Linked DNA regions of Homo sapiens: region 1 is linked to region 2. A link is a loop called in an ENCODE intact Hi-C map of the cell type or tissue named here. Cell type or tissue: endothelial cell of umbilical vein. All regions are shown on one strand. Each heading gives the region's core, and the rest is flanking DNA. Links, peaks and the distances in the headings are about the cores only. Region 1 overlaps DOCK8 (dedicator of cytokinesis 8). Region 2 overlaps KANK1 (KN motif and ankyrin repeat domains 1).

Region 1 (8,000 bases), core at 1-8,000, 270 kb before region 2:
TTGAGTCTAGGAGTTTAAGATCAGCCCGGGCAACATAGTGAGACCCCCATCTCTACAAAACATTTTAAAAATTGCCCAGGTGTGGTATTGTGCATCCCTGTAGTTCTAGCTACCCAGAAGGCTGAGGCAGAGGATTCTTGAGCCCAGAAATTCGAGGTTAGCCTTGTGCCACTGCTCTCCAAATCAAGCAACAGAGTGAGACCCTATCTCTAAAAAAAAAAAAATAATTTAGAAAATAAAATTATACTGAGAAATACAAACAGCTATTCACACAGGAATGGAGAGTTCTTCTTTACAGTATTCAGGAGGTATACACTTATTTCCCCATTTAATCCTTCCTGGAGCAGCTCTTCATTTTCAATCCTCATTCCTTACATCTAAACTTAGTCCCCACGTCTCCCTCCTAGAGGAGATAAGCATTCTCAGGATGCAGTAGTTTCGATTCTCTATTCCTTAGAGGAAGATGAAGGCATGAAAATGTTTGCTTATGGATGCTTTGTATCTTTTTAGAAACTTTATCCTATAATCGGGAAACAATGCTTGTGGCATTGGAAGAGACTTGCATCCAATGAATTCTGTAGTTATTCAACTTCCCCTCAGCATTTAATCACCCACAGGTGGCATTTACAATGTTCTCTACTCGTTCCTGCAAACATTATCCCTTAATTACATCACAGTGGGACTTAGAGTGCATTAGTGCACTGAATGATCCAGAAATGTAGGAGGGCAAAGGAGGACAAGTCTGGACGGATTACAATGGACCCAACTTGTCATCATGAGAAACAGACCCACAAATACAGAGTTAATCTTCTTGAGCTGTACTGGCCACTGTAGAAGTGCCAAGGACACCCCGTTAGAAATGCCAAGGCCACCCTGTTAGAAACCAGGTCTTGGGGAATGACAGAAGAGATTTCTCTCCAGTTTGGTTGTGGCCCCTTCTCTTGGCTCACAGTTCTTCTCTGTGGCTCTCAGGCCACCATATTTTATAGTCTATTTAAGGAAAGAGAGAGATAATGAACTTGGTTTGGAATCTTACTTCATGAAAATTTCACAGAATTTAGGAAGCATCTTGTCTAAATATCTTGTTCTAAATTTTTAGTGTTCTTCTCCAGTCCTTGTGTGCTTTAGGGTGGTTTTGATTAGATTGGGCTTGACAGTTACCCAGTCCCAGATGAGTGTCCCCTTTCCTGCACCTCCCCCCATTCACGACATGGAAATGGAAAGAATCGAGTGAGGTCTGAACCCCAGGTAAAATTGGCAAGCTGACTAAGTTCGCCTTGGGTGACCTCACCTTTTCATTTCTGTCCATTTTCCTCTCTTTTTGTTCCTTGCCATCTCCCCATATCTCAAAAAACCTGGACCTTGTAGCTTTTCTATACTGGCCCCCAAAATAAAAGTCTCTTTTCAAGCAACGATCTCTAAACTCATTTGCTATGGTATTGATAACAGGTATGGATTAGTCTTATCACTCCCAAGAGTATTATCATTTTGGGCCAGGTGTGGTGGCTCACACCTATAATCCTAGCGCTTTCGGAGGCCAAGGCAGGTGAATCACCTGAGTGAGGTCAAGAGTTCGAGACCAGCCTGGCCAACACGGTGACCCCTTGTCTCTACTAAAAATACAAAAAGTAACTGGGCGTGGTGGTGGGTGCCTGTAATCCCAGCTACTCAGGAGGCTGAGGCGGGAGAATCGCTTGAACCCAGGAGGCAGAGGTTGCAGTGAGCTGAGATCCTGCCATTGCACTCCAGCCTGGGCAACAGAGCAAAAAAACTCTGTCTCAAAAAAAAGGTATTATCTTGGCAGGGACAGCAGTTCCTATTTCTTAATTGAAGAAATCCAGATTTCTTCTCATTCCAAGAGTCTGTCAGGTAACTTTCACTGTTGATGTTGCTATTTCCATGCCAATCAATAATCCTGATCATACCTGTATCCCTTAAGGAAATCAAATAACTGAAAATGAAGATCTGTGGGGCAGATAAATTCAGGAATATTTCTTCGTTTATAGAGGATTCACCTCATGAATTTGAAATATGGCTTGGCTTATAAAAAGTTGATCTGCCTGGAGCTTGTAGCTAACACCTCTGTCGGGCCAAACAATAAATGCTTACACTGAGAAAGCCAGGTTTGGGATTTCAAATTAATGTGCCCTTAACATAAACTGCAGAGCCCCCCTGGGTGGAGGGAACTATTACCTGGTTCTAATAGCAGATGTTTTCTGGCCTTGAGTGCCAGTGGTAACCAGAGTCACACATTTTAGGATTTTGGTATTGATGAGGGTTTCAGCTGAATATTACTTGAGTTGAACTCCAGTTATCTTTACCTGTCTTAAAGGAGCAGCTGCCATAGTGCCTCAGGTAAAGTTGGCTTGGGATAGGCTGGCATTGCCTTCCAGTCCCCAGCCTCACCTTCCTCCCACCTCTTCACTGCCTCTTTTCTTTGCCCTGCCCCTTCAGGTGTCCTGCGTGGGGCACCATTCGAGTTGCATTCTAGTGTATTAGGTTGGTGCAAAAGTAATTGCGGTAATGTGTGTGTGCTGCCCCGTGTCTCTACCTTATTCAAGTTTCTTTAAGGAACAGCTGTAGATGAGTTCTGGTAGAACTGGGTAGTGCTCCCAGAAGTATCCCCGTGGGTCCGTGAGGGTTGGGCATTCATAAAATAAATCCTTGCTCTAACGATAGAGACCAACTTCTAGAGCCAGAAGTGCTCATCCCAGGAATGACCAGGGGCTCCCAAACCAGCGGCTCGGGCCCTCTGCAGTGCCATGTGCAGCCTCTGTGGGTTAGAGGCATGGAGCTAGAGCAGGGTCCTCTGAACCAGAGCCAGGCAGGACACTCTGAGAAATCACAAGCAGAAGGACAGCAATTCTGAAAGCAGAGCAGAACAGCTGGAAAAACTGAGCTGATGAAAAGGATTATCCGAATCCAAGCTTGGCGTTCCTTGCTCTGTGTCCAGATTAAGAAAATGCTAGTGGTTTGCCTAGGAACACATTTGCACCAACTCCTGGCTTATTTTCCATGTGACCCAACAGCTGGTACTAGAGACACCAGCTGCTTTCTGGTGGGGGCAGAATGAAAACAGCATGGGCTGAGGCCAAGGCCCAGCAAGGTCTTCAAGGGCATCCTATCCTGCGGCCGCCAGAGGGGTATGTGCGGAGATCACAGGCAATGAGGTTGTAATGAGCTGTTAAGCTCCCTGCCGTCCCTTTAATGGGTGATTACAGTAAAAAGAGCCACATAAAGTACGTTTTCATCTCTCACTTCAGCCCCCGAGAGCCTCTGAGGTCTTGTTTATCCAATTATCAGACTTGCTGTGGAGGACGGTGCTTGCTGAGAACAAGCATATCAGTTGGAACATGATTTCTCTGATGGATAATTAGCTGTTTTCAGGACTCCTCCTATTCAGCTGAATGTTCTCAGACCAGAAGTCTGATCTGGCCTAACGGGGATGTGCTCCCATATCGCAGTGGAGTCTTAAGGAGTACTACCCACCTTCTCTTCTGCGGGGGAAAAGGAATGGCGTAGCATGCATGCAGGACCTGACCGGAAGGAATGTCTGCGAGTTATGATTTAGTGACTAGAACTTCTAAGGAAAGAAATGAACCAGAAATAACTGCAAACGAAGTGGTTAGGAAGAGGGGCAGGACATGGGGAGTATCCTTGAAAGGGACTTAATTTCATCCAAGGAAATAGGTTCCCAGTTTAAGCCCAGTTAGCTCTGTATTCAGAGTGGATCTTCTCAGTGCTAGGTGAAGGAAGGGTGGTTGTGCATCAGAGTAAGTGTCCAGCCCCACCCTGAAGACTCCCATTCAGGTGGTCTGGGATGGGGCACTGGTGGTCTGACACTCTCTTTTGTTCAAAATCAAAGCGTCCCCCTCCTTCTCATGGAAGGGAAGCTTCCACCAACCCTTAATGAGTTCCTGTACCATATGGAGTTGTCAAATGCTCCATACCGGGCACAGCGGCTCACACCTGCAATCCCAGCACTTTGGGAGGCCGAGGCGGGAGGATCCATTGAGCCCAGGAGTTCAAGACCAGCCTAGGCAACATAGCAAGACCCTGTCTCTACAACAACAACAAAAAAATTAGCCAGGGGTGGGGGTCCACACCTGCAGTCCCAGTTACTTGTGAGGCTGAGGTGGGAGGATCGCTTGAGCCAGGAAGGTCGAGGCTACAGTGAGCCGTGATCATGCCACTGCCCTCCAGCCTGGGCAACAGAGTGAGACTCTTTCAAAAAACAAAAACAAAAAACTCTGTCCTAAGTATCAGATGATGCGGAAGCCCAGTACTTGGTTTTACTAGGCTTAGCAAGCAGTCGCTTATGGAACAGAAGCTTTTATAAACAAACCATGTAGTTAGGAAGGGCAGTGGCAGCCCAGGCAAAATCTAGTCATTTGAATTAGCCAAGGAACGGAGACAAAGACAAAGTGAATTTCTGGTGCTAGTTGCAACTTGGTCTCGATAATAAATCAGGAACACAATCCCCACATTCCTAATGCCTTGCTCCAAAACTCAGCAATCCTCCTATTTGTAAGAATGAAAAAATTCAGGAGGGAACCAATTGCCTAAGGTTATGACAGCAAAGCTACCGTTCCAGTATAATATTCAGCCACTAGAGGACACAATTCACTCACTTTCTAGATTCAGACACACGACTACCTTTTTCGTTACAAAACATATGAAGTCGTGATTTATGAAAGTAGGACACATATTGTATTTTTTGCCCTTGAAGTGCAAGACCAGGAAAAACTGAAAAGTATTGCAGCATCCTCCGAGATCACTGTTGTCATTTTTTCGCAAAGGATTTTATTCTAGCCTGTCAGTTTCTGCCTCCTTTCATTAGTAAGTCCTGACCTTAGACATCTGGCATTTTTTTGGAAGGTGTAGTGGGGAGGGGGACCAAGAGATGCATCCCTTAATGTAGCTAAAGATCGAAATCTTCTCATTTTGGGGAGAGTTGCTTACTATACATATTTACACATTCACCAATTTTGTCTCATATGTAAACCACAGAATGTGCCGAATTTTCCTAGAATCATGGTTGAGGCAGGTAGGAGTAAGGAGGTGCTGTGTACATTAGTGTCACTGATTCCACCGTTCACAACTCCATACCACTCTCCTTATTTTATACTCTTGAGTCCACAGTGCTTTGGTGTTACAGCCCATATAGAACGGTCCTACCTAAAAGTCCTGCGGTCGGTTTAACAGTGACGAGTGTCATTTTTCCACTGTCCTTTACATAGAATTCAGCAGGAAGCTTCATGAGGCACCCTGTTTCTACATGAGTTGCCCTGGTTGGTGGAGGCAGAAGCAATGGAGAAGTGGTGATGAAATTAAGTCAAAGTTAGGCTTGCATTTGACTCTGATCTTGAATAGTTTGTCTAGATTAGAGGGAGCACCTAAAATCCAAAAAGCCTTTTGTCTTTGATTTCTATACTTTTGTTAGTTTTACAAATTATTATTTAAAATCAGTCCTTTGAAGTGGCTTCTTCTCTTCTGACGGGACAGCTTTGGGAAACTGTTTAGTCTTATTTCTTTTGCTATTGGGAAGTTGTGGGGGACGCTATTTTGCAGCTTTTTCATCCTCAGTTCTGACCTCCTCATGTGCTTTACAGATGCCCCCAAAGGTCAGCATTCATCCACCTTTCACTGAGAGTGTTTGGCCATCTCTAAAGCAGAGGTATTTTAACAGCTCTCCTTAATGGATGTCCTGTGGTTTCAGGCCTCAGACAGGCTGCCCTTGGGCCCTCAGCAGAAGTCGGGAATCGTCTTATACTTCCAGATCGTCTTTTACTCAGGCAAAATATGAGATGCTGTGTCAGGGTTTCCCAAGGGAAGAAACTGAGTGGGAGGTGCAGGTAAACCCCACAGTACAAAATAAAACAGAGCTGTGAGTAGTTGAAAGGACTGTGTTTTGACAGCGTAATAAGGTAATTGTTTAAAACCATGGCTAATTCATCAGATGTCATGTGTCTTTTATAGTTAAAAGATGAAATTTCTTTACCCACTGGTGTCAACAACAGAAAGATTCTAAAACTTTCAAAAAATGTGCCAGTCCTGGCTGCTTTGTTTCATGTTCTTTGACAACTTTCAAAATGTAAATTGAGATTCATGCAACTATTAATGGAAATATAAATATCATGGCTTCATAAGGATAAAATTAGAGGAGCTCAACATAACGGCTCATTTTAATGATTTCTAAGGGGTTTCCATGCCCAGGCTAATAACTGTACATTTAGCAATAAGCAAATCTCAAAGCCTATTTCTTATCTTTCCCTAGAATTACAGCTTTTAAGCCCAAGCTGGTCGTTCCTTTTATACCACTCCACTCACTTGATAGGGGTGACATGGGCTGAGCTTTCTCTCCTATCAGGGCTCAAAGACAAGTTTAGCAGCGTTTCTAAACTTCTGTCAATCAGCTCACAGGACACAGACCAGTTTCGTTATCCCATTAACAGATTTACATTTCTGTTCTCTGGAAGTGTCAGTTAATGTCCTTAAAGGTAATATACACAAATGTACACAATAGTCTCTGAATTTTTCTCAGAAGACACACTCAGAAACCTTAGAATTCTGATTCATTCTCTTTGGCTCAGACTTGGATGAATTTGCTTCTCAGAGTAGGGACATGAAAATTATTCTTAATTTATACTTCATGTAATCTGTTTCTTCTTTCTCCCTCCGCCGCCCTCCAATAGCTCTTCTGAGCTTGTTTGTTCTTCCCCTAACTCCCATTGTTGAAAACATGGCCTCCCCTCATTCTCACCTTTCCAGGAATCTCCTTGTGCTCCTCAAGTTCGGCTCATCGCAAACTTGGAGTTCTGTTTTCTCATGCCCTTCTTTCATTTTCTTCTTTTAAGAGACAGGATCTTGCTCTGTCTCCAAGATTGGAGTGCAGTGGTACGATTCTAGCTCACTGCAGCCTCAAACTGCTGGGCTTAAGTGATCCTCCCAACTCAGCCTCCCAAGAAGCTAGGACCACTGCTGTGTGTCACCACACCAGCTAATTATTTTATCTTTTCTAGAGACAAGGTCTCACTCTGTTGCCCAGGCTGGTCTTGAACTCCTAGCCTCAAGCAATCTTCCTACCTCAGCTTCCCAAAGCACTGGGAGGTGCCACTCTTCTTGTGTTTTTTACCTTTGCATTTATTTCCTGGTTACAATACTTTTAACTTAATGGCTGCTGAACTAGATTCTGCCAATGTACGTGCCGTCCAGGACACGTTCATGCCACTTTAATTTTCTTAGAACATCAATGAGATAGTCTTACTAGGGAGAGATAAAGGGCAGGGGTTTGGTTTTCTGGCAGGTTTTCTTTCATTTTAATAACGAGCCAACCCACGGAGGAAGGAATTGATTGATGGCTGCTTCCTCTTTTGTAAAGAACAAACATCAAATTAGTGGTTTGTCCTCACTTTGCGGATAAGCAGAATAATAACACCTGTGCCTCTCCCTGCATTATTTTGAAACTAATATAATTTTGTTTGGACAGAACGTAGATAGCAACCTTAATGGGGAGGAATGTGGAAGAGGAATTACTGAAGGGGGACCAGTCAGCCTGTCAGGCAGCAACTCTGGTGCCAAAGAATGGACATAGGATCAGAGCTGTGGACCCCCGTCCTGTTTGTAAACTTCCTGAGGGTGGCAGAGATTCATACCCTTTCTCCCATCAGGACAAAAATCAGTGTGTTGGAGCTCACTCAGGAAATGCTCTTTGGGATTGGCATGGGAAGGGGATGAGGCCGATTGACAATTAGCCTAGTTCACTGGGATTTTGTTGTAGGAGCTGGGTGGTGGCACCATATGGCCAACAGGGGATGCCAGCGACATCCCTAATTTCTCTGGCTTCCTGATAGGTCCTGGTAGGGTCGGGGTTCCACCGGGATTTGCCTAGTATGGTCTACCTCTGACTGAAATTAAACTCTAAGTAGGTAACTGGGGAACGCCTTTCTCCAGAGAGAAGGTTTTGATGTGATCTCATCATCGGGGACTGGATTGGACCT
Region 2 (16,642 bases), core at 4,546-12,545:
GGGCGGGTGGCGCACACCTGTAATCTCAGCTGTTCGGGAAGCTGAGGCAGGAGAATCGATTGAACCTGACAGATGGAGGTTACAGTGAGCCAAGATTGTGCCACTGCACTTCAGCCTGTGTAACAGAGTGAGACTCTCTCAAAAAATAATGATAATAGTAAGTTTCCTAAGGCTTCCCCAGCCATGCAGAACTGTGAGTCAATTAAACCTTTTTTCTTCATAAATTGCTCAGTCTCAGGTAGTTCTTTATAGCAGTGTGAAAATGGACTAATGCAATTGGGCAATGTCTGACAGTTTGCAAATACCATCTCATTTGTTTTTAATAGAAACCTCCTGCTGAGAGTGGTGGCTCACGCCTGTAATCCCAGCTCTTTGGGAGGCCGAGGCAGGCAGATCACATGGTCAGGAGTTTGAGACCAGCCTGACCAACATGATGAAACCTGTCTCTACTAAAAATAGAAAAATTAGCTGGGTGTGGTGGTACGCGCCTGTAATCCCAGCTACTTAGGAGACTGAGGCAGGAGAATCACTTGAACGTGGGAGGCAGAGGTTGCAGTGAGCCCAGATTGAACCACTGCACTCCAGCCTGGGCAACAAAGTGAGACTCCGTCTCAAAAAAAAAAAAAAAAAAAATCTAATACTAGCCATGAGGAAAGATAATCACTCTCAGATAGTAAAGCATTTGCTTAGCCATATGTTAAGCTCTGAATTCAGATGAAGGGGCATCTAAAACAGGCAGAGAGCATCAGGAAGGGCTTCCTGGAGGAGAAAGTGCGTACACTCAGTCTTTAAGAGCACGTGGGAGGAAAAACCAGTGAAGTCCTCCTGCTGTAGACAGAATGATCAGCCTGGGCAAAGGTGTAGAGGGGTAAGAGAGCGTTAAACATGAGGCAGCTGTGTAATATTGTTTCCTGTAATCTCTTCTGTACAGGTGGAGAGGTAGCAAGAGACCCAAATGATGAATGGCTGTGAGTGCCATGCCATAGCAAAATTCTGGGTTTTAAAAGAGAATAAGCATGATCAGGCTGGGGATGTTGAGGAGGGGAAAGAAGGGGGATAGAGATGGAGACCACCCAGTGGCCCGCTCTCCCTCAGTGCTTTGGATTATGGGGAAATGAACAGAGAGCCACTGTGCCCAGATTTTATTATGGGTTGAGCAGTGATCAAGATGGGAGAGAGAAATGGTAATGGGACTAACTGGCCCATACACCAGATGGCATTTGAGGGGAAGGCCGGGTCTGTGTTGTCAGGGGGCCCTGTGTTCTGACTCCCTTCCCATTAGAATAGGTGGTGATTAAACAAGCTATGCCACACCCTAAATTCTGGTTCTGGGTTTTACTATTCAGTCAGTTTTATCAAATTAAGATGATCATGTCTTCCCTTCTGAAAAATTATAGGGGAAGAAAAACCATAGAACTTTCCCCCAGTATATAGCATTGAATTACACATATTCCTACACACACACACACACACACACACACACACACACACACACCACTCACACATATATACGTACATACATATATAATAGAATTTTTATATAATATGTAAAATTTTAAAAATATATATTTTTAGAAGGGCTGGGGGTGGTGGGGGCGGTGGCTCACACCTGAAATCCCAGCACTTTGGGAGGCCGAGGTGGGCAAATCACCTGAGGTCAGGAATTCGAGACTAGCCTGACTAACATGGTGAAACCCCGTCTCTACTAAAAATACAAAATTAGCCGGGTGTGGTGGTGCATGCCTGTAATCTCAGCTACTCAGGAGGTTGAGACAGGAGAATCACTTGAACCCAGGAGGTGGAGGTTGCAGTGAGCTGAGATCCCGCCATTGTACTCCAGTCTGGGCAACAACAGCAAAACTCTGTCTCAGAAAAAAAATATATGTGTGTGTTTTATAAACCTATAAAATATGTGTGTGTGTGTGTGTATATATTTATATATTTATATATATTACATATATATATATGTTTAGAAAATAAAAGATGCAGTATGTCAGTGCTTTCTTATGACAGTTGCAGCTACAAAGGAAGATTAAAGCTTTTTAAAAAGTAGAATTTTTATCTGTTTGTGGAGAGGACTGAAACCAGTAAGCTCTTGAAATGTTTTCATCCTCTCATCAAATATATATGGACCTGCCATATGCCAGGTACTGTTCTTACTACTGTGGAAATAGCAGAAAGGAAAAACAAAGTCCCTGCTCTCAGAAGGTTTAGAATGAGATAAGGCAGGCTACTGAGTTGGCTTAAAAACTAAGAGGAAACTAGTGAAGTGTAGTTGCCCGTTCACATTTTTATTTTTTTAAGTATTTTATGCCCACGGAAAACTGTGGGACTGGGACTTGAATTCTAATTTTATGTTTTCTTGGGTTATTCTTTAAAACAGGGTCTTAGACTAGTAATTAATACAGTGTCACTCTCTTTCACCTTCCTCAATTCCTTTGCATGCTTGTTAGGTCATTCAGAGTGGCACTAAGGTAAACTTTGGCATATCAAAATCCACTTGAAAGCAGATGGTTAGCAAGGGGCAGTGACTTATGCCTGTAATCCCAGCATTTTGGGAGGCCAAGGCGGGTGGATCACTTGAGGTCAGAAGTTCAAGACCAGCCTGGCCAATATGGTGAGAACCCGTCTCTACTATAAATACAAAAATTAGCTGGTGTGGCGACGCACACCTGTAGTCCCAGCTATTTGGGACGGTGAGGCAGGAGAATCGCTTGAATCCGGGAAGCAGAGGTTGCAGTGAGCCAAGATCGTGCCATTGCACTCCAGCCTGGGCGTTACAGCAAGACTCCATCTCAAAAAAAAAAAAAAAAAAAAAAAGGAGATGGCTATGCTTGTTAAACACTGTTTCAGTTGAGTACCTCTCCTGTGGGCTTGTTGGTTCTTGTGCAGATTCCTGCTCCTGCCCAAGTCCAGGACTAGCTGCACATACCTGCACATGTGCCTCACCCAGTCCAGGACGGCTAGCCTTGTTCTCTTCACCCAGCCCAGCAGCAGAGTGCTAGGAAACTTTGCTGGCAGGGCTGTAAGAACCTCTGTAGTTTCTTCCCATTTCCTTGTTCTCCTAACTTACTATGCTGGGAGGAAATAATATGGTGTGGTAACGATTTTAGGCAAAGAAAAAAAGCGCCGAAATGGATGTGGTGGTAAAATTAGGCCAATCTTTTGGAAGCACCTTAGCAACCTCCTTTCATGTTCTTGGTACCTTTACCTGGTTGTATTGTAATGTTCATTTTTCCTTGTGAACATCTCTCTGTGTGTGTGTATGTGTATAATTTATCTAGTACCATGGAATCTTTGAAGGAAAGACTAAAAAACTTTCAGAATTATTATTATTATTATTATTATTTTTTTTTTTTTTGAGACGGAGTCTCGCTCTGTCGCCCAGGCCGGACTGCGGACTGCAGTGGCGCAATCTCGGCTCACTGCAAGCTCCGCTTCCCGGGTTCACGCCATTCTCCTGCCTCAGCCTCCCGAGTAGCTGGGACTACAGGCGCCCGCCACCGCGCCCGGCTAATTTTTTGTATTTTTAGTAGAGACGGGGTTTCACCTTGTTAGCCAGGATGGTCTCGATCTCCTGACCTCATGATCCACCCGCCTCGGCCTCCCAAAGTGCTGGGATTACAGGCGTGAAAACTTTCAGAATTATAACAATAAGTTTCATTTGTTGTATAGCACATTCTACGTGACCATAGACCAACTCTCCTTTATCAATATTTGTGTATTCTCTTAAAGAGCTAAAAGAAATCATTTTTTAAAAATTCTTTATATCTAATGTTGGCCAATGTTACCTATAAGAAAAGATCATTGTTTCAGAGCATGTGAGATGAAGATGATTGACTTTAGGGCATTTACATGTGGGAACTGTCAAGGTAGTTGAAGTTTACAAGAGTGGGCTCTCTCTCTAGTCACTTCGGGAGGAATGCCATCATCAGGACATCATCACGACTGACTGATTTGGTCAGTCTGTCTTTCATCAAGTCAGGGAGATAAACAGAATTGAAAAATTGTTCACAAAGGTTGTCAGTTATTAGGGTGTGGCTGACGAACCACACCTGAAGAGCTACCTAGATGAAGGCAACTCACAGAGTTACTTAACAACCTCCACCCCAGTTGATGGTCCAGAGTGTTTCCAAGGGAGGTGAACTAAGCCAATGTTGAGACTGAGTGGGATAAGGCCATGGTGACATGCATAATAGATGCATTCATACACATTGCTTCAATAGAGCATTTTCTTGGATGGAAGCATGGGAAATAACACATGGGCGTATACTCACGCTTGTTGTTAGCTTTCGGGGTCACTGCTGATATCCTTCCTTGTTCAGTTACCCTTTGGGACTTGAACTCCTGCAAGATCGTTGAAAATCTTCATGTTCTCAGAACTCAAAGGGAAGAAGACTTGACCCCTAACCCTTCAGAAAGCTGGCTGAAAAAAAAAAAGATTGTCCATAAATAGCAATTGGCTTTACCTAGTATTATTTACCACATTATTAAACTGCTAATTGCAGTGGTGTTTTTATAATGCCACTATATTATTTTAATTTAGAAAACATTTTATAAGTTTATTGTTTGTAAATTAAATAGATTTGCTTAACAGTTCTTTGGGAATTCCTTAAACTTTATTGCTAGCTACAAGTCCTTTTTAAATAGAATCAATAGGCTGGGCATCGTGGCTCACGCCTGTAATCCCAGCACTTTGGGAGGCCGAGGAGGGCGGATCACCTGAGGTCAGGAGTTCAAAACCAGCCTGGCCAACATGGTGAAACCCCATCTCTACTAAAAATACAAAAAATTAGCTGGGTGTGGTGGCGTGCACCCTTAGTCCCGGCTACTCAAAGGGCTGAGACAGGAGAATCATTTGAACCCCAGGAGGTGGAGGTTGCAATGAGCTGAGATCGCTCCACTGTACTCCAGCCTGGGTGACAAGAGTGAGACGCTGTCCCAAAAAATAAATAAATAAAATAAAATAATGAATAGACTCAATAGACATTGATCCTGCTAACATATTTTGCCTTTTAATCTATTGGTACTTCTTTTATTCCCTTTAAAGTTAATTCTAAATAAAGGAGAAGTATCTTAATTTGGTTAATATCATAGTTTGGAACTATGGCAAAATTATTTTTTCTCAGGCTACTTTCTAGTAAGTATTTTATATTTATTCACTAAAGAAAATTTTTAAAATTTCAAATTACGTAGAATTGTACCACTCTCACATAGAAATGTTTTTATCTTTCTTATACATATATTTATGTGGTTTGATTTTTATTTGGAATGCTTGTTTTACTTGAGGTGTCAGGACTTTCCACTCATTTATGAAGCCTTTACAATTATAATGATAAATACTGTTACATTAATGTACAATAATTTATAAAACTGACTTTCTCATGTTTAAAATTTAGATCGTGTCTAATTCTTTGCTACTTTAAGTATCATTGCAGTGAAATCTTCAGGCCATAATAAGTTACTTCCTTGCGATAAGTTCACAGGAATAACTAGATTAAAGGTATGAATACATTTTAATTTGGTTGAACACTTACGTTTATCAAAAACTCTTTACAAAAGTAACACAATTATCCTAATAAATTAGAATATTAGAAGTATATAAGATGAAAAAACATTCTCACTGAACTTCAGTCCTGCTCTCCAAAGTGAACCATGATGAGACCTTAAGCAAATGTTATATATAATGAGAAAAGATAGTCCTGAAGAATTGAGTGATATGGAAGTGATAATGGTGTACTATATGGGTGAAAAAATAAAGTACTGGTTTAGATACATGATTTAAGAAATAGAATCCTGACAGTTCCCTCTGTGGATAAGCCATAGAGGTGTCCAGTGTTGGTTTAATATAGCAGCTGGTTTGACCGAGTACCCTCTGCTGCGTCAGGTAATGTTAAATGATGTCCATGCCCCCTTGACTCTGATCAAGACATGGCTACAACCTGCAGTTTCCAGCTTTCCTGGGTTTAAGGGCCATTGAAGAATCCTTGTAGATAAGAGAAGAATTGTACATTCCAGGAACTGGAGGCATAGCTAGCCTTGGAAAGCTCGGAGGGTTAGTTGAGACAGCTTTAGACTTGCACATCTGTGACCTGAGTATCTTTGAGACTTGATTTCATCTTCTAGACCCAGAGGCAGAGATCATGTTTGTGGTTATTTTTCTGGGAACTGAGACTGGGCAAAGGGAAAGAGGCCAGTACGCAAGAGTGCTGTTTATAAATGGTTAACATCGTCCCCAGTCCCGTAGAAGAAGAATGAAATGGTATTCTCCTGTTTGGTGGTTTTATTTGATTGTTTTTGAATTCTTTGTCTCTGACAGAAGGCATCTTCTGTATCCTTTATGTTGTCACTCACTTTATTACTCTGGCATTATTATAATTAGGTTACCTTATCACTCCACCTGCCAGCCCTATCTCCATCCCCAAGACCTGAAGGGACGGTTGGCTTGACATGTGAGGAGGTTTTTTGGCCTTCAGAGATGTCGCTGTCAGCCCCCTGAGTTCCATTTGTTAGTATTGGGTCCAGCCCACAGCTTTCTACTAAAAACAACAGGCAAACTAAAGAATCTTTTAGTAAGTCACAGACAATTGTCACTGAACCAAGAGCCCAGCCCACGGGGCCAGTTCCTCACCGACTCTATGCCTTAATTTCCAATGTGTAAGCTTGGATGACTACACTTATCTCCAGGATTCAGTGTAGGACATAGAAAAAAGTACAGGACTCAAGTAATGATTGAACTTGGAATAAAAACCTTAAGGCCCATGTCCTCTGTCTCTCATGCTTTTCAGATGTGTCTTAGTGCCTGCTCCTTGCACAGAAGCTGAATCCAAACAAGCCACTGAGGAAGTTACATTTCACTTCACTTCTTAATAACATAGGTATGTCGATCCCATTAGATAGGAGTGTGTCTAAAATTCAGAACCTTTGACACTAATTATCTGACTGTCAAATGACAGTGTCATTCTATTTTGCAGGCATTTTTGATAGTTTATCTTCCCAGTAATATTTTTGTAATCTTCATCACCTTGACCATCTAACTCTTTTTTTTGGAGACAAAGTCTTTCTCTGTTGCCCAGGCTGGAGTGCAGCGGTGCAGTCTCAGCTCACTGCAACCTCCGCCTCCCGGGTTCAACCGATTTTCCTGCCTCAGCCTCCTGAGTAGCTGGGATTACAGGCGCATGCCACCACACCCGGCTAATTTTTTGTATGTTTAGTAGAGATGGGGTTTCACCGTGTTAGCCAGGATGGTCTCGATCTCCTGACCTTGTGATCCGCCAGTCTCGGCCTCCCAGGGTGCTGGGATTACAGGCGTGAGCCACCGCGCCCGGCCGACCATCTAACTCTTATGTGCCCTTGCCTGTACATATAAAAGTACATTTAAAAATAGGATTGGCTTTCATTTGCATAATGAACACACATATTACCCATAGTACCTCCCACACAAAGCCACCTATGCCTCTTAAATTGCACTTTGTTAATAGGAAACTATCTGTTGTTTTGTGCTTTTGGCAGCTGTAGAGAAAATACACAAAGCCAGGTGTTGTGGCTCTTGGGTAAGACTGAGAATGTGATTTTTGCAATCTGTGTTTTTTTAATAGCCAGTTATTGGAGATAAGAAAGAGAAATTCAGTACAAAGTCTAAGATGTCCCAGTGATGCACTCTGACTGGGTGTCATTATCTCAACAGGAATGAATGTAGTTCAACAGTATGTAGGCCCGGTTTCTTAGACATGATGTCTGCTGAAATGGTGATAAGGTATCCCACATTATCGGTGTTTTTTTGAAGACAGCCTTTAGGGTTTCAGTGTCATCATCTTTATGCCTTTTGCTAAAACAGTTTATGTTCTGCCTTTTAGTAAGCCTTTATGTTAAAAACGTTTCATATTAAAAAAAGTTATCATTTGGAATACATAGGTCAACTATCTAGGAATGGGACAAAGTACAGAAACAATGAGACAGGATTTGTGGGATGAGAAATTAAAAAAGCAGTCCCTTCAGCTGAAGAAGCTGCTTAGAAATTTAAGCCGGACATCTCAGGCGGCCATACTGGAATGGAATGTGGAAAAGGTAGCAGTTATATGTGAGCAATACCTTTGACTGTGACACTCTTTCGAACCCCAGTTTAGACCAGCAGCAGCTCTCCTAATGGGGAGTCAAGAAGTAGTAAGAGACCCTAAGAGTCATATAAGACACAAATCACCTTTGCCTGTGATATTTGCCATACATATGCCTATGGTTACATGCAGAGGATCCCAACAGGAGCATCATACACACAGCAAATAACACTAATGTGTTTTATTTATATGTACCAAATTAAAGGGGCATACAAAATAAAATTTTTAAATGAGTGGGTGAAGATATTGGGACAGAAGGAAGATATCAAGAGGAGGAAATATGGAGTAAAGATAGAGGTAGCATGTACTGTAAAAGATCTTGTAAGTAGACCAGAATAGGCCAGTAATTTGGCTCCATGCTTCCTAGCAGCCAAGGCAAAGAAGTAATTGTGACCAGATACATAGTTCACAGCATCTTTAAGATTCAGTAAGCTAGCAACTCAAGAAAAGCACAAGTAGTCACCATATAGGGACAAGTGGACCATGCTGTGAACAGCACACTAGATAGCAAGTACAGCTGTAACAATCGTTGCTGGAGATAGAGCAGAGCTTCAGTCCTTTATGACAAGCTTGTCCAACCCATGGCCCACAGGCTGCATGTGGCCCAGGACAGCTTTGAATGCAGCCCAACACAAATTTGTAAACTTCTTAAAACATGAGATTTTTTTAAAGCTCATAAGCTATCATTAGTGTTAGTGTATTTTATTTGTGGCCCAAGACAATTCTTCTAGTGTGGCCCAGGGAAGCCAAAACGTTGGACTCCCCTGCTGTATGGAAAATCGAATTTGTTTACATTCTCCTGTTGTATTCATTTTTGAAATTTTGCTAATTCCTAAAAGGAATCCACAGAGAGCAAACTCTCTATTACTAACTTTTTTCCTCTTCTCAATGTAAATTAAGTAGTATTTCAAATGAGATTAAAAACAGGATACTTCTTGAACTTTACTTTAAAAATACAGGTTCATGAGCCCCTTAAGTTTTGTGACTTTCTGTTGTAAAAAAGACTGTATTCACTAGATGGCAGTGTCACCAGCCTTTTGGGAAGTTAAATATGAGTGTGACTGTCCTAAGTACTAAACATGGGTAAAAGTAGGAAGACCATTTAACTGAGCATAAAGGATCTCATTTCTGCGCCCTACAGGAAAGAGTAGTTCTCCTTTTTCTCCTCCCCTCTTATTTGAGGCCGGGAAGAAGGCGCTGTGCATAGCGCTCCAAGCATCTCTGGGTGGCACTGGAGGGCCATTTTTCACAAGGAGCAAGTCGGCCAGCAGAGTGCTCAGTTCTTGGTCATGCCAGTGGCTGCAGGGTTTCCAGCCACTTGTCCTTGCTTCTTTGTTTCTGAACTTTCAGTCCGGGGCAGGAGTTACTGACAAGAGTTCACAAACCAGCTGTGAGATAATGGTGTATTGATAAGGTACAAAAGTGTGTTTAGCAGATGGGGATAATTTTTCGACCCTCAGTGTTTGTTTAAATTGTTTCTAGCATGAAAGCAATATGATCTCTCTCAGGAAATGAGATTGTTTTCTCTATTCAGGTAATAGGATCTTTTACCCATTTCCATCTTTGAGGAGTGATTATATACTTCTGCAGTTTTTTTAAATGAAAAAGATTTATTTTTAAATCATACTGGCATAAAGTTAATGGTATTTTGTTAAATTTTAGGATTTTTACAGCATATCTTGGCTGACACTGATCTTGGTCCTATCCTAGTGGCAATCTCTTAACAGTTGTGCTGCTGGTGTTATGAGTAGGACAGTTCCTCATTGTGTGGGACTGTCTCGTGTGCGGCAGGGTATTCTGCATTCCTGGCCCTTGCCCACTAAATGCCGGAAGTGCCCCTCAGACATGACTGCCCAGTAACACTCCCATGCATTTCCGTGTGCCTCCTGGGGTGGGGCCAGTACTCTCTAGTGTTGAAAACTGCTGGGCTAGAGATTTTGGTGTAGGTTGTGGGCCTTGTGGATTTAGTGAACATGATCTTTTAAAGAAATGTATATAAATGTACTTTATATTTTTAAAAAATCACTACAGCCCATCACCTTAAACTTCTGCTCATTCATATTTATATATGTATTCTGATTGTGATTACTCCTACATACAATTCTTAATATAGTACAAAATTGTACATATATAATTTTATGGTACCCATCCCCCCCCTGCCCTTTTTTTGAGACAGGGTCTCAGGCTGGAGTGCAGTGATGCAATCATGGCTCACTGCAGCCTCCGTTTCCTGGGCCCAAGCAATTCTCTTACTCAGCCTTCCGAGTAGCTGGTACCAAAGGTGTGCGCCACCATACCCAGCTAATTTTTAATTTTTTGTAGAGGGTCTCCCTGTGTTGCCCAGACTGGTCCTGAACTCCTGGCCTCAAGCAAGTCCTCCTGCATTGGCCTTCCAAAGTGCTGGGATTATAGTCTTGAGCTACCGCGCCTGGCATAGTATCATCTTTTTGATACCAACATACTATAAATATATTTTATTGCATTTTATTTGAAACTGTTAATAGACACATAATTTGCTGATGAATTGTATTCTTTGCTCTTTTAGTCCATCTGGCATCATATGCTCTTCCTTTTTGCTAGAATTCCCTCTTTTTTTCTTTCTACAGAAGTATCACTGGGTGGGAGAAAGCCTTACCTGTGATGGTTTGAGTACCCACATTTTAAAATTATGCTAGTTAAGAAGAGGGGGAATAATGTTGTTTCTTTTCTCTTTTTCTTATCAAATAGACTAAAAAGGCTACTCAAGGGCTGGAATTTGATTCCCACTTGTTCTTGTGGTACCTAGCACAGAGTCAGTCCCATAGTATATCCTTTAGGTAAAGACTTAATTAATTGGTGTGCTTTCAGTTTATTTTCCCTGGTTGGTCTTTGCATTTGTCCAGTTAACACCAGCTTCTGGATATTAGATCACCATAAAGTCCAAGACATGAAGAACAAATGTTATATATTCTCTTTGACATTTAAAGACAGAAGATAGTGGTAGAGGAGATCCCAAGTGATACCTAACCTAGCTAAAGACCCATGAGGAATGAAAGAACGAACAGGGAAAACAACTGCTGAATCCAGGTGGAAAAATGCTGGCCTACTTCTGGTCCTTGGTATGCCAGGATCCAAAGGTGGTGCCAGCTGATAGCATATGTTCAACAGCTGTGTTGATGCCATTTGCCTGCCCAGACAAGCCTCTTGAGGCATGAAAGCCTAAGGAAGGTTTCTCATATTAAGGATCAACAGGGACTCTTCTGTATCCGTCCTACCAGTGTCACCTCCCCACCCAGCATCAGCCGAGCACCACATCCACTGAAGCTCAATAAAGAAATGTTTAATGCTGAAGAGTTTCAATCAACAAGATGAAATTTTCAGGTTTAGGTAAACTTAGGAACTGGCTTGGGTTACTAGACTTCCAAATTTTATCCGGTCCTACCTTATTGCATGACATAACCGTGAGGACTAAAGTGAAGGCTTTTCAGCAGTCACTTCAGTGAGTCCTCAGCATTTAGGTGATACTGTATCAACTCGTGTCTGAAGCAACTTGGATTTAAGATAGTAGATCTTGTGCTGATTATTAGAATGGACATCCTGAACACCACTTAAATTACCATCAAACTGCATAGCCAGATCTTTAATTTACGAAACCTCTATTTTGTCACTTCTCCAAGCTGTCATTTAAGCTAAAAGCTGCTGTCTTTACACATATAAATCAAAGAAATATTTCATTTATATTCACTTGATACCTACCAAATTTCACCACTGGAATTTCTGAATACTTTATATCCTCTATCCTTCCATCCAGGCTTGGCTTTACTAAGTGTCCTTTCTAAGCCACTCATTATCAATCAAGATAGTAATTATTCTGCAAGACCCCAAATCTCAGTGGCTTTCAACAACACACACTGATTTTTTTACTCATATGCTACACGTCCATTATTTGTCAGCTGCAGCTGTGTTCAGTGTTGACCTCAACCTGTGATGGAGCAGCCTCTGCTTATGTCGCTGCTGTTCTTTATAGCAGAGGAAGGAAAGAAAGCAAGGCAAAGTTCCACACTAGCCCTTAAAACTTCTTCCTGGAAGTGAGACATGGTATTTCTGCTACCACTTCATTGGTTAAAGCAAGTCACAATGCCACACCCGAGTTGAGTGAGGGTGGGGATATGTGATTCTTCCTTAGGAAGGAGCAGGAAATTTTGGTGAATAGTAATGTAATCTACCACATGTTTAAAATGCAGTCCCTTCTCTAGAAGATCTCAGTAGTCTAAGAGAGAATAATTTTTTTTTAATATACTACCGTAAGTGAATGTTAGGTCAGTTAGGTCGATTTTTTTTTCATTCTTGCAAGGAATCATTATGTCTAATAAAATATAATAAAGAGTTTATGGTATATTTGAACTGTCCTTAATGTTATTTTACTGAGTCCAGTTCTTTTGGCAGTGGTTTAGTTTCTTTAACAATCTGTATTCTACAACTTCACTCGTTGCCTTCCTTGTTTAACATTTATTTTTCAAAACCAGACATGTCTTTTGTCTTCAAAGGATAAATGGAATTGGTTAGGAGAAGGATTGGGGAGGAGGGGGGTTGTGGCAAATGTCTAAAACCTATGTTTTATTCCCTTATTTTCTCAAAAATGTTAGCTCATGTTCACACGGGTTTATCTGTTTAGTCTAAGAAGTAGTTACTTTTGCTGTCTGGCCAAAGAGGTTCAGGACCCTGGAGCTTTGTTCTTTGGGACCCTGAAGGCAGCCTGGCAGGCAGAGCCCAGTATCACCTTTACAGCTACTTGATGGTGATCAAGAGCCAGCTGCTCTTCTTTCACCTGGCTGTTGGGGGAGGCACACCAATATGGGTGGGCAGGAAAAGTTACTTCCCAGGCTGAAATTTTCCCACCGTAAACTTAGGCTGATAGGCTGACAGTCTGCACCTCTCTTCCTCAGCAGACATTCCGATCAGCAGGCCAGTTTGTGACGCGTGCATGTGCACACTTCAGATTGCTTCTTCCACTTTCCTCTTTCCTGCTCAGGTTTCTCATAGGAGTAGGCTCCATGTAAGACTTCTGTCTTTTGTGAAAAAGAAAGCACGTATTTATAGAATGGAATTTCTTACTGAAAGAGGGTGCGGGCAGAATGGAGGATGACATGAATCCTGACTCAGTAACATTTATGGAACCACTCTCTGGATGCCACACTTACTGTGGGCAGTTACCAAAAAAATCAGTTTGGCCTACCTGCCTCCTAATATAATTTACCCTGCACACAAGGCAGTATCTTGAAGGTTATTTCAGTAGTACCCACGGAATTCTGCTTCCTTTAGGTAAGGAAAAGTATTCCCAAGAACAAAATATACAGGTTAAAGCCCATGTAATATAAAATTATGGCATTCATTGAAGAAAATACAGGCTATTCTAATTCCAGATCACATTTATTTATTTATTTACGAGACAGAGTCTCGCCCTGTCACACAGGCTAAAGTGCAGTGGCGTGATCTCAGCTCACTGCAACCTCCACCTGCTGGTTCAAGCAATTCTCCTGCCTCAGCCTCCCGAGTAGCTGGGACTACAGGCACACGCCACCACACCCAGTTAATTTTTGTATTTTTACTAGAGACAGGGTTTCACCATATCGGCCAGGCTGGTCTGAAACTCCTGACCTGAAGTGATCTGCCCACCTCAGCCTCCCAAAGTGCTTAGATTACAGTCGTGAGCTACCATGCCTGGCCCCAGATTACATTTTTAAAATGAAGAAACAGATATTTTCTCTTAGTCAAAATACTTATCGGAACAATTTTTTTTAAAGCAAAGATTGCATCATTTAAAAAAACATATTCACTCCTAGGCATCTGAATCACTGCTTCACATGCACAGTAGACATTCGTGAAATTATTTTTTTAAATGATGATGAATGCCAGGGCTTGCTTTTTTTAAAAAAAAGTCTCCAACCACAACATCCAAACTGGTCATTTGGGAAGTGATGCTTCCATTCAGTAAGAAAGCTCCTGCACACTGGGTGAACAGGCGGTGTTTTCTCCTCTCATCGCTGACATTTAATACCTGTCTTGAGGCAAAATTGTCTCCACCTTATTAATCCATGGCTCCTCACGAGCCTTAAAACAGAGAATAAAACTTGTCAAAGAAGAAAAATAGAAAATTAGAGAAAATAACCTCACTACTTATTTTCAGGCACCTTGTGACTTAAGAAAATGTTTTTAAATGTGGACTCTACATTTTATGAACTTAAATTTAGTGTCTGTTGGTCAAAATCCACAGGACCTTTAGGAGAGAAAATGGCCATAACTAAGTACAAGCCTCTCTTTTTAAATGCTTACCCAGGTCAGTTAAAAGCTTCCTTGTAGTTCTGAATCCTCAGTTCTTGCTTTACAGCCAATACTTAAAAGGAACAGGGGAGAGCTACAGTGCTTTTGAATTTCAGAGAGGCCTCTTATTTGTGCCTCAAGAATAGTTTGTATAAATGTTATATTTCAAGCCACACAGTACTTAAAACCATCACACTGTTTAGTTTATCTAGTTGGGTAGAAGAGGGGGCAAGAGAACAAAGCAGTATTAAATTAGGGCAGCAGCATCAGGGACAGGCTGATGTGAGAGCACCTTCTTTCTTGGGATGGGTAGAGTATAATTGTCCCTTTGCCTATCGTCAGATTTGGGTGGCCCAGTTGCTTTAAATTTTGAAAACATGGGAGTATTAACGCAAAGAAGAGCCAACATTAGTTCAGAATAGCTGAATTCATCATTCTTTTGGAACCAGTTTTGCTACTGTATAATGATAATAGCTCTTCAGCATTCATCTAGTGAGTGATAAAGATAAGTGATGATCCACAAGAAAGTTTACCTTTGACTTGTGGGTGCTCACGGACTGCAGAATGCAGATGTTCGTAGATCAGCCGTACTGTAATTTTCAAGGATTTAATATGCAATACATTCCTATATTAAGATGTTGAAACATTAAAATATTAATAATTTGCAATGATTTTTAAATACTTTAAACAGGCTCTTCCACTGGTGAGATTGTTTTTCCAAGCAGAGTTAGCTAGTTTAAATTCTTTCGTTGTGGCTGGGTGCAGTGACTCACGCTTGTAATCCCAGCATTTTGGGAGTCTGAGGCGAGCAGATCACCTGAAGTCAGGAGTTCGAGACCAGCCTGGCCAACATGGCAAAACCCTGTGTCTACTAAAAATAAGAAAATTAGCCTAGTGTGGTGGTGTGCGCCTGTAATCCCAGCTGCTAGGGAGGCTGAGGCAGGAGAATCGCTTGAACCTCGGAGGCAGAGGTTGAGCCAAGATCACACCACTGCACTCCAGCCTGGGCAACAGAGCAAGACTCCCATCTAAAAAAAAAAAAAATTGTTTTGTTGTATTCTCAGTTGTCTATTTCAGGTCTAGGCAGGCAAGAAAACTTTGTCAGGTACACTGGTGTCTTCCAAAATGTGCATCGTACCCTCTATTACTCAGTGTCATTAATCACATCCATTCCTTTCCCACCCTGTCTTGGAATAGGACATTAACTCTTCAACGATCTGCCCCCTAAATAAAACCTGCTTTCTTGGGCCATAGTAAACAACACGTAATTCTTTGCGAGAAAAGCAAAATAGTGATAATTATAATTTTTTTTTTTGGAACGGAGTCTCGCACTGTCACCCGGGCTGGAGAACAATGAATGGCGTGATTTCGGCTCACGGCAACCTACACCTCCCAGGTTCAAGCGATTCTCCTGCCTCTGCCTCCTGAGTAGCTGGGATTACGGGCGCCTGCCACCACACCCGGCTAATTTTTTGGTATTTTTTTAGTAGAGATGGGGTTTCACTATGTTGGCCAGGCTGGTCTCAAATGCCTGACCTCATGATCCAGCTGCCTTGGCTTCCCAGAGTGCTGGGATTACAGGCGTGAGCCAACTTTTAAAAATTAAAAAAATTTTTAAAAACCAACTTTTTAAATTTTCAAAAACCAATTTTAAAAACCAATTTTTAAAAAGCCAACTTTTAAAAATTTAATATTGGAGCATAATAGAATTCAGCAATATAAGATTTGATTGGGAATAAGAAATAACATCTCTTTTAAAAATGACTACAGCCCTCTTAACAATTTTACTCTTAACCAATTTTGGGGTACCAGTTTACTAATTGATCAAATTCCAGATTGGAAATTAGTCATCATTTGATTAACCAGAGTTAAGCCTCTTGAATCAAATTCTCTAATTTATTATCTCCCATCTGATCTAAATTCTTTTTTAGGGGATAAATTGCCAAAACGCTTTCAGAATGCCCAGTACTAGAAATCTAAGCTATTCAATTCAGTCTCTTCTCTGTTTTCAGGCTCCTTTCCTGACCCTTTGGAGAACCTAATATATTTAGCTAAAAATTTTTCTTTGGGGCCTCACCTAATAAAGGTAAATAGAAAACTGATAGCTATCACATAACATACATATTGGTTAATAATTGCAACCAAAAGTAAATTAATAATTTTGAGCTATTTATATTAGCTCTGCCAAAATTACATCATTAAATTTGGCCTTATGAAGCATTGCTGAC

Evidence for each region. Peaks named below come from ENCODE experiments on the same cell type or tissue, not always from the same donor. Only the 100,000 strongest peaks of a DNase experiment are listed, where the experiment ranks them.
Region 1: a loop joins it to region 2, with 4 times the contacts of the local background. A loop is called at or near these places in 3 of 110 quality-filtered maps.

The regions. Positions count from the first base shown.
Region 1 is chr9:343,275-351,274 of GRCh38, forward strand. All of the region lies in intron 14 of DOCK8 (dedicator of cytokinesis 8), which reads left to right. Among named protein-coding and RNA genes, the nearest start is that of DOCK8-AS2, 120 kb to the right of the region's middle. In endothelial cell of umbilical vein, for the core only: a CTCF peak has its summit at 4,602 (motif pointing right); no DNase peak of the experiment used is centred there.
Region 2 is chr9:604,688-621,329 of GRCh38, forward strand. All of the region lies in intron 1 of KANK1 (KN motif and ankyrin repeat domains 1), which reads left to right. Among named protein-coding and RNA genes, the nearest start is that of KANK1-AS1, 73 kb to the right of the region's middle. In endothelial cell of umbilical vein, for the core only: a CTCF peak has its summit at 9,328; a DNase peak (open chromatin) is centred at 9,294; H3K27ac peaks cover 369 bases.